3 separate regions of the Homo sapiens genome follow, and all the other regions are linked to region 1. The links are chromatin contacts, found by Hi-C or POLR2A ChIA-PET in ENCODE. All regions are on one chromosome and are shown on one strand. Each heading gives the region's core, a stretch centred on a gene start or an enhancer-like site at or near the end of the contact. The rest is flanking DNA. Distances are from core to core; before and after follow the strand shown.

Region 1 (2,928 bases), core at 182-2,681:
CCCTGTAAACTGTGGTCTAACCTAGTCTATCCACACAAACACACACACACAAACACACACACACAAAACTATCAGCTTCTGTATAAGCAACGGTCTGCCAACTCAACCCTGGAGCCAACCCAGACCTAATCTGCACTACCTGCCACGTATCCTGTTGAACTCTAATTAAAACCAAGACATCCTCATCTTCCCTTCTTTAAACCAAACCTATACACTTGAATCGAGCTACACCTACCTCATGACAATCCCACCTTAATCTACTCAAACCGATTCAAAATCCCCAATATATATCAACCTGCCTCGCCTCTCTCACCAATATTCACCAAACTCTTAACCACCCAAATTGCCACTAGATGCCACTAAATTAGAGACCTCTCTCTCATCAAGTCCCTTCAAATAAAGGTCTCTCTTCATCTCACCTCCTCATCTAATCGAGCAGACATTTTACCCTACCCCAGTCCTATTCGTGCAGATACCGATACCAACCCCATCCACCCCTTCGCGCAACTATACCCCTAACTCCGACCCAGCCCAACTCGCCCCCCTCAGGCCAGCAACGCCGTAGGTTGTAGTGGGATTTAACTCCTTCTGCAGCGCATGCGCCGAAACCACAGATACAAACAAGGAGGGGGTGGGGGAAGGAGGAAGGAGCTTAAGACACTCCTGGAGAGTAGTGCACACCCTCCCATTTGGGCTCGCGCTGCTGCCGTTAAGGCGGGAACCGGCGCGATCTCCATTCCAGCGCGAACCTCATCAACCACCGTGCGCGCGGATCCAGAGGCTCGCGCTGGCGGCCTGAGCGAGCTCGCGCCGAGCCCGGATACTGCGCCTGCGCCGCGGCAGAGGCTCGTCTCTACCGGGTCCGCTCTCCTCCGACACCCCAGCAACGCCGACTCCTCACCCCTTTGAGCCGCTTGACCAGGGCACTCTTCTGCCCGCTCTTGGCTAGGCCTCGCTGCTCCAGTGCGGCCTTCAGGTCGGTCACCCGCAGCGCCTGAAGAGGCTTCCCGTCCAGAGTCACCTCCTCCAGCTCCGCCATCTTGCGTGAGGTACTCGGGTCCGTCCCGACGGCTTCGGGCATCTTCGGTAATTTCCGCCAACGCCCTTCGAACGTACCGAGATGACCCCGCCCACTGCCATACTCTACCCCTCGATTACCACTCAGAACTCCCCGGGTTCCTCCGGATGTCCTCGGATGTTTCCGTCTCCACATCGTTACCAATCAATTCTTTCCATCCGCCCTGCAGCGCCCCTTTTCTCGCCCTGCTTTCAGGCTCGGTTTTCTTCGTCTTGCCGAAGCTTTGAATCGAATATATTCGGAAACCCTCGACCCTGGTATAACCATAATCGGAGATGTTCGTTTATTTCCGGACCTAGAGATGAGGCGCTGGGGCGCTTGGGTGTTTGGGGCGGGTCCGAGGCCGGAAGTGCGTGGGCTGCCGGGCTGGCCCAGCTTAGGGTTTTCAGGAAATTTGGAAGCTGCCGCAGTAGTTGGAGTCTAAGGACTCGTGACAATCTTCGGGTGCCCTTCGAGAGAAAAGGGGAGGTAAGCGGGGTAGAAGTACCTCTATGGGCCGGGTCAGACTCGGTGTTTGCGGATTACCTTAATAGGGCAAGCCCCCCACTCCTTAACGCAAACAGCTTCTGCCCTCTGTCCTCTGAATCATAGCCACTCCCATCTTAGGCTTTTTTTGGGGAGGGGCGGGGGGCTGGTGCGGAATCGGAATAACAAGCTCCGTGGGGGTGCGCAAGAAGCATCGCCGTGTCTTCGGACCCAGACTATGAACTGATCTATGACGCTGAACTTGAGTTTGAGTTTGCCTTGGAAGCCATGTGGCAAGATTCTGGGAAAGTTCTTCCTTGCTCCGCAGAAGAGAGTAAGTTCCCTTGGAGGAACTGCTTCCTGTAGGGCAAGAACTGGAAAATGCAAGCGCCCTGAACTTTTTTGGTACTTGAACTAATATTAATTGTTTAGGGGCTTCTTTCTTTGTCACTACCAATCCTCCAACTTGATGCAGAAGAAACACAAACAGTAAAATAGGTCACAGACAAATAGTTTAGAGATTTAAGAGATACGTTAGAGATTTAAGAGACTGAAAACTATTAAAGTCAAATTGGCTGATCTTTCCGTTGCATTCATGATGCAAAATCAGTGGCAAGGTGCCGGGCGCGGTGGCTTACGCCTATAATCCCAGCACTTTGGGAGGCCGAGGCGGGCGGATCACTTGAGGTCAGGAGTTGGAGACCAGTCTGGCCAATATGGTGAAACCCCGTCTCTACTAAAAATACAAACAAATTAGCCGGGCGTGGTGGCGTACGCCTATAGTCCCAGCTACTCGGGAGGCTGAGGCAGGAGAATCGCTTGAACCCAGGAAGCAGTGGTTGAGATCACGCCATTGCACTACAGCCTGGGTGACAGAGCAAGACTCCGTCTCAAAAAAAAAAAAAAAAAAAAAAAAAATTGCAAGGCACCAATAGATACCATACTAAAAAAAAAAAAAAATTTTTTTTTTGTCACTCCACTCTGGGTCCCTCCACTCTGACGCAGGCTGGAGTGCAGTGGCGCGATCAGGGCTCACTGCAGCCTCAACCTCCCGGGCTCAGGTGATGCTCCTACCTCAGTCTCCTACGTAGCTAGGACTACAGGTAGGCACCTCTACGCTCAACTAATTTTTTTATTTTTTGTAGGGATGAGGTTTTGCCATGTTGCCCAGGCTGGTCTCGAACACCTGGGCTCAAGCGATCCTCTTGCCTCGGCCTCTCAAAGTGCTGAGATTACTTTGGAAGTGCAAGAACCACCGCGTCTGGCCCATACTAAATATTAAGGACAATTGTTTAAAGACATGGATTGTCATAAAATAGTATAACACTTGTTAGATCTCTAAGCCAACAAACCAACTGGACTCTTTTTTAAGAACGTCTCAAACA
Region 2 (2,928 bases), core at 429-2,928, 1.3 Mb after region 1:
GGGAGGGGAGCCCAGTTAGCCCCCATTCCCCAGCCCTTAGCTCAGGACCCCCCACTTTCCCAGGAGCTTCCTCTTGGGAAGCTGGGTTTTAATGGGCTCTCCCGGGAGGGCTGAGGGGCGGCCAGCATTGGACTCTGCACATCCTCCACACTCAATGCAAGGCAGGCCCATTCCTCCCCTGGTCCTGGCCTCCAGGACACAGGTCAATGGAGAGTCCACCCGGAGGTCAGCTGGGCTCCCCTTCTTCCCCCTCCCCACCCTCCTGAGCCGGGGATGGGGGCCAGTGCTGAGGTCACCTGGACAGTTTGGCGGTTGTACACCTTCACCACATGGAACCGGAAGCTGTAGACACCCCGGACAGGGGCTACGAAGGAGCCAGAGGCCCGGTCAAAGCCACCGCCCTCGTTCACCAGGACCTGGGGGAAGCAGAGCCTGCTGAGTGGGGCTCAGGAAATGCCCATGGCTCAGGGGTACCATGGGGACTAGGGGCAGGGGCAGTGAGTAATGAATAGAAGGAGTGGCAAGTAGGAGTGAATAGGAGTGAACAGATTCAAAAGAAATGGTGAGAAGGGGCAAGGAGAGGGCTGCGTATGGGTGGAGGGAGGGGAAACCGTCGGTGGGGTGGTGGGGCAATAGGCCAGATTAGTGAAAGATGTAGGAAGCTGTTTTCTTAAAGCCTCAGAGACAGCAAAGTGGGCTTGGACAGTTGCTTCCAGGTCCTTGCAGGGTCTTTCCAGGTCCCCTGGACAGGGGTAGGGGGATTACCTGGTCGAAGTAGATGGCCCCACTGGTGCCATTGCCGGTTTCCCCTGCTGGCTCATGGTGGTGGCTTCGGACCGCAGCAAATGCCACTCGCCCAGGGGGTGCCTCTCCCAGGGCTGCTCCCCCGGGCCCCCCTGCAGCAGCTCGGCCAGGCTCACAGACCACCAGGCACTCCCCCTCCAGCAGGACGGGCTCTGACCCCTCCTGGGCCCACCCGGCCCCCAGGGCCAGAAGCACCAGAACCAAGGGCAGCCCGGGACTGTGTAGGGGACCTGGTAGCCAGTGTGGCTTGGCTCCCAACATGGCTGAGGGGCTCTGCAACCCACAAGTGCCCCGGTCTTCTGCCCCTCTTCTGTTTCCGCTCCTCTCCCTGGATTCTCACCGCCGGCACCCTGATCGTCTGCCCTCTCTAGGCTCGCTGAACCCCCTCTCCATACCTGTGTCCCAGCTCTGTCCTGCCTCCCACTCTTACTCCTGCTGTCACTGCAGTTCCCTCCTCCTTGGCAGAGCATGCAGTGACAGCAGTTGGGCTTTGGGAGAGAAAGGAGGGATGAAGCCGCCTGCCCACTGGACGGGAGGGCTGCAGCCAGAGCTTCAGGGCAGCCCTGCTGGATGGGACAGCACTGAGGGCTGGACCTGGGGGGATGGAGAACATGGTATGTGTGTGTGACGGGTGTGACAGAATGTGTGAGTGTGTGCATATGCCAGAGGCAGCCCCTCAACCCCTTCCTCCTACTCTTCCTCTCTTCAAAATCCCCCACAAATCAACAGCCCTTCTTCGTGGCATCTTTCCGTTTGTTGGAAGAAAGGGGTACTCCACCACGGGTACCCTCCGCCTCCCGCCTCCCGCCTACCCCCTCCGCCACGATTGCTTTGGTGGAAAGTGCTTGGGCCTAGAGCACCAGTGGGCCAGTCACGCTGCCTCTTTGGTCGGCCACATCTTTATTCGCGGGAAACAACTTTCAACGCATGGTTCCCCTTTCCGAGAAGTAACTGCGCAGAATGCGCGAGGACCCTGAGGGCCGGGAGACAGACGGGAGGGCTGGTGAGAAGCGCAAGGGGCGAGCCCTGGAGCCGCCGAGGGGACTAGGCCGAGCGGGCCCGTCGGGGCCTCTGGGCGCGGCGGCGGGGTTGGGAGGAGGGCGCGCAGCCGGGAGGAGCTGGGCTGACTCCGCCCCAGGCCAGGAAGTGACTCAAGAAACAGTTTGCGTGCGATGTGGACAAGAGAGGTCCCCGCTGGGTGAGGAACCCGGGAAGGCCCGCCCAGATTCGGGCCCCCTGCCCTTGTCCCCTGGGCTGGGGGCGCGGGCAAAGCGGGGGCCTGGCGGGCGCTGAGAGGACCTGAAGCCGGCGCGGGCGGCGGAGGCGGTAGGCGCGCCCCTCCACCGCGCCCGGGAGCGGGGAGCGGGGGCCGCGGTGCGGAGTAGGCCCGGCCCGGGGTGGCTGCCCCAGTCCGCGGTGGGCGGGCCCGGCCCGGCCCGGCCCCTGGGCCCTGGGCGGTGCTCCTGGCCCGACGGAGAGGGGCAGCGGACGGCTGGGGGAGGGGTGGGAGTGGCTTGAACCTTGGAAATGGCAGACCAGGGCCCCCAGAGGACAGCCTAGTTCAATCCCCTGCTGAGGATTCGTCCTTAAGAAGCTTCAGAGTGCCCCAGGAGACTCCTTCTGGCCTCCAGGCCGAGCTGGAGCCCCCCCACCCTTCTTGCTCCGGACTGTGGTCATCCTTTTCCAAAGCCCAGACGCCCACTCTCGATAGACAGCCTTGTTTACCGGGACTTCCTCTCCGGAGAGGCCTGCGTGACATACACCCTCCCTACCTCCAGTGGACTCAGATGCTTGTCACCTCCTGGGGCTGTTTACCAGAGCCTTAACTAGGTGCGACCTGTTGATAGCTGGTGTAGTCCCAGGAACCAGGATTTGGATGGAGGGTACAATGAGGCTCTGAGCTGCCTTCTCCCCTTCCAGGGCTGGGGGCAGCAGCCATGCCTACCTGGGGGGCCCGCCCCGCGTCCCCAGATCGCTTTGCGGTGTCTGCGGAGGCTGAGAACAAGGTTCGGGAACAGCAGCCCCATGTGGAGCGCATCTTCAGCGTGGGGGTGAGCGTCCTTCCGAAGGACTGTCCGGACAACCCCCACATCTGGCTGCAGCTGGAGGGCCCCAAGGAAAACG
Region 3 (2,928 bases), core at 429-2,928, 1.1 Mb after region 1:
GCTCACTGCAATCTCCGCCTCCCAGGTTCAAGGGATTCTCCTGCCTTAGCCTCCGAGTAGCTGGGATTATAGGCGCCCACCACCACGCCCGGCTAGTTTTTGTATTGTTAGTAGAGGCGGGGTTTCACCATGTTGGCCAGGCTGGTCTTGAACTCCTCACCTTAGGTGATCCACCCACCTCGGCCTCCCAAAGTGCTGGGATTACAGGCGTGAGCCACTGGGCCCGGCCTTTTTTTTCAGGCAGGGTCTGGAGTGCAGTGGTGCCATCACTGCTCACCGCGGCTTCGACATCCCAGGATCAATCAATCCTCCCATCTCGGCCTCCCGAATAGCTGGGCCTACAGGCATGCGCCCAGACCCTTGGCTAATTTTTTGAATTTATTGTACAGGCAGGGTTTCGCCATGTTGCCCAGGATGGTCTCCAACTCCTGGGCTCAAGCGATCGGCCTGCCTCGGCCTTCCAAAGTGCTGGGATTACAGGCGTGAGCCACCGCGCCCAGCCTATTTTCTCTTTTTAATGGCGCCAGTGACCCATTCACCTATTAAATTGATGTTACGACTCTTATATAGGCCGCTACTCAACGTTAAAAAAAATCATCTTTAACATACTATTTTAATACTAGACCTCAAATCTTAGCTAAGAAGTAGTTTGGAAGGACTGGGGAAGAGAAGGTTAAGAATGACTATTATGTACGGTAAATATGCTAAGAAGCTGATGAAATAACGATAGATTTACTTAGCTACAAAAAGGCCAAACTAGCATTAGACTTCACTTGTCAGCAGTTTTGTTTTTTTGAGGGGGGCGTGGGGGGGGGGGTCTCTGTCTGTCTGAAGGCACAAAAGAGGAAACAGCAGATAGGACTAACGAGGGCTGGAAATTGGTGAAGAACCACCACGGGAGTTGAGAGATGCAGATGAAGGAAACCATGGCTAGTAGCAAGAACTAGGGCAGCGGTAACTAACCTGCCTCAGCCAAGGAAGTGAGGCTGGTCCAGGATGCCAGGCTCAGAAAGGCAGGTACTGACTGAACACACTCCCCGCTTTGGTTCCTGTAGGACGGGTGAGATACCACACCTTGGCAACCACCAGTAAAGGCTCATAGTCTAGCCCTTGGGAGGCCCCGATTTTAGGGCTGTGCTCGGAGGCGACCTACGTTAGGGACTGGGAGAAGCAGGTACCCTGGGAATGAAGAATGGAGAGCAGCGCTTACTCCAAGAATCTGAGAGACGGGGGAGTCAAGCCGCTGCTAGGCCTTCTCTATGACTGCGGGGGTTCGAATACAGTGAGACCCGACAAAAGCGACCCCATTCTGGGTGATAGCACAGTCCTGGCAAAAAAGCAGGCATGGCAAAATACCCCAGGGTCGTCAGGTGGGACCTGGGCCCCGCTCTCAAAGCCCTTCTGGGTCCCCCTATTTCCCACCACCCCTCGCGCGGAGCCCTGAGGCAGTCAGCGTCCTCCAGGCTAGGGAAAGGCGTGGTTTTCCTTCCCCACGTCTCCCGTAAGGCACTGCTGCCAGCCCAGTACTACTGCGTCTTGGCAAGGCTGGAGGTGCTCCCACCTTCACTTTAATTAGCATCTTCTTTCCAGTTTGGGGCTGCACACGGATAAATTGCTGCTCCTACCGCTCCGGTCGCCGCTGCCGCCCTCCAGCACTCTTGCCTGCAAGGGCCACTTCTACTTCCGGGTCACTGTCTGGCTCCACCCCCCCCCCCCCCCCCACTGGGTTCCGGAAAGGCTCAGGGTTGCTCCCGCGTTTCGGTTCAGTGACGTCGTAAATTGGAATGAGGCATCCAGTTTAGCAACAGCAGAGATGACGACTCTGCGATTCTGAGAGTCCCTGGCGAGCCCGGGCTAGCGAAAAGTGGGGGCAGAACGAACTACATCTCCCATCGTGCCAGGAGGCGGTCCCGCCCGTTTCCCCCTGGGAGTTGTAGTCTAACCCCCTCGGATCCAACAGCAACCTCAGTGCGTGAACTCTGTTATCCAGAAGGCCTCGCCCTGCCGCCGCCGAAGCTGGAATTCGTCGGCTAGTAGTTCTCGCCGGCAACTAGAGGAACCTGTTGGCGTGGCCCAGAAGGCTTAGCGGGATTGCACGAGGTTAGTTGCTAAGCAAGGTGGTCTTTGGTCAACTGCCGCCTGGACCAAGGCAACAGGAAGTGAGTACCTCTATTCCGGAAACTAGTTATGAACCCTCCCCGCCCCCCGTCGCCAACATTCCTTCGTTCCCCTAAATCAGCCTCTTGCCCCATTGCTCTTTGCAGGGGTAGAAGAAGGAAGTGTAGCGGGGTAAGGAATGCACCGTCAGGGTCTCTCACAACCCTTTCCCAGCTCTCCTCCCCAACAAACAGTACCTGGGATGGAGCCCTAGGGTAATCGCAGCCACGGGATGGGTCGAGGTGACAGGCTTCAGGGACCACACTTCGGCCTTTGCCCGACCTTCCACAACTTAAGCGAAGAGAGGCCACCAGCCGTAACAGGGCGTTAAAGCCCAGGGGAAGATTGGTCCTTATGACTTCCTGCCTTCCAGCCCTCAGATTCATCGCTACCCCGAGGCTAAGCGCCATGCCTCATATTGACAACGATGTGAAACTGGACTTCAAGGATGTCCTTTTGAGGCCCAAACGCAGTACCCTTAAGTCTCGAAGTGAGGTGAGCAAGCTTCTCTACTTGCTGTTTCTTGACCCCACGCTCCCGGTGGGCCACAACCAAGAAAGATGCCTGTCCTTGTCCTAATATGGTACGTTTTTTGGATTAATGAAATGGTCAATTTCCTGTTCATATCTGCAGGTGGATCTCACAAGATCCTTTTCATTTCGGAACTCAAAGCAGACATACTCTGGGGTTCCCATCATTGCTGCCAATATGGATACTGTGGGCACCTTTGAGATGGCCAAGGTTCTCTGTAAGGTAGGGCTTTCCTCATGC

The links. A loop is a pair of places that touch in the nucleus more often than their neighbours do. ChIA-PET counts read pairs that join two places held with the same protein, here RNA polymerase II (POLR2A). Pooled maps may share reads with other maps.
Region 2: a loop to region 1 is called in a map of B cell, with 9 times the contacts of the local background. The contact joins the promoter of CBLN3 here to the promoter of C14orf119 in region 1. A Hi-C loop is called at or near these places in 1 of 168 maps with a recorded cell type or tissue (B cell), 1 of 37 single-sample maps with no recorded cell type and 4 of 50 pooled maps. POLR2A ChIA-PET finds 5 or more read pairs at or near these places in 1 of 52 experiments (HepG2).
Region 3: a pooled map shows a loop between it and region 1 (7-fold over the local background). The contact joins the promoter of NEDD8-MDP1 here to the promoter of C14orf119 in region 1. A Hi-C loop is called at or near these places in 8 of 50 pooled maps. POLR2A ChIA-PET finds 5 or more read pairs at or near these places in 6 of 52 experiments (CD4-positive, alpha-beta T cell, HepG2, IMR-90 and 3 more).

The regions. Positions count from the first base shown.
Region 1 is chr14:23,094,074-23,097,001 of GRCh38, forward strand. C14orf119 (chromosome 14 open reading frame 119) reads left to right here and starts at 1,432. Exons shown (of 2, transcript NM_017924.4): 1 at 1,432-1,546. It overlaps ACIN1 (apoptotic chromatin condensation inducer 1), which reads right to left and starts at 1,063. Exons shown (of 19, transcript NM_001386863.1): 1 at 902-1,063. The coding sequence starts at 1,039. RefSeq lists enhancers at 804-1,113, 819-1,342, 1,154-1,233, 1,254-1,463, 1,343-1,866.
Region 2 is chr14:24,427,990-24,430,917 of GRCh38, forward strand. It overlaps CBLN3 (cerebellin 3 precursor), which reads right to left and starts at 1,679. Exons shown (of 3, transcript NM_001039771.3): 1 at 766-1,679; 2 at 297-416. The coding sequence starts at 1,065. It overlaps KHNYN (KH and NYN domain containing), which reads left to right and starts at 1,965. Exons shown (of 8, transcript NM_015299.3): 1 at 1,965-2,130; 2 at 2,725-2,928. The coding sequence starts at 2,742. RefSeq lists a silencer at 1,802-2,341 and enhancers at 2,372-2,551, 2,696-2,928.
Region 3 is chr14:24,230,689-24,233,616 of GRCh38, forward strand. NEDD8-MDP1 (NEDD8-MDP1 readthrough) reads right to left here and starts at 1,679. Exons shown (of 7, transcript NM_001199823.3): 1 at 1,562-1,679. The coding sequence starts at 1,579. It overlaps NEDD8 (NEDD8 ubiquitin like modifier), which reads right to left and starts at 1,679. Exons shown (of 4, transcript NM_006156.3): 1 at 1,562-1,679. The coding sequence starts at 1,579. It overlaps GMPR2 (guanosine monophosphate reductase 2), which reads left to right and starts at 2,241. Exons shown (of 10, transcript NM_001002002.3): 1 at 2,241-2,289; 2 at 2,531-2,652; 3 at 2,791-2,910. The coding sequence starts at 2,566. RefSeq lists enhancers at 1,543-2,408, 1,575-1,869.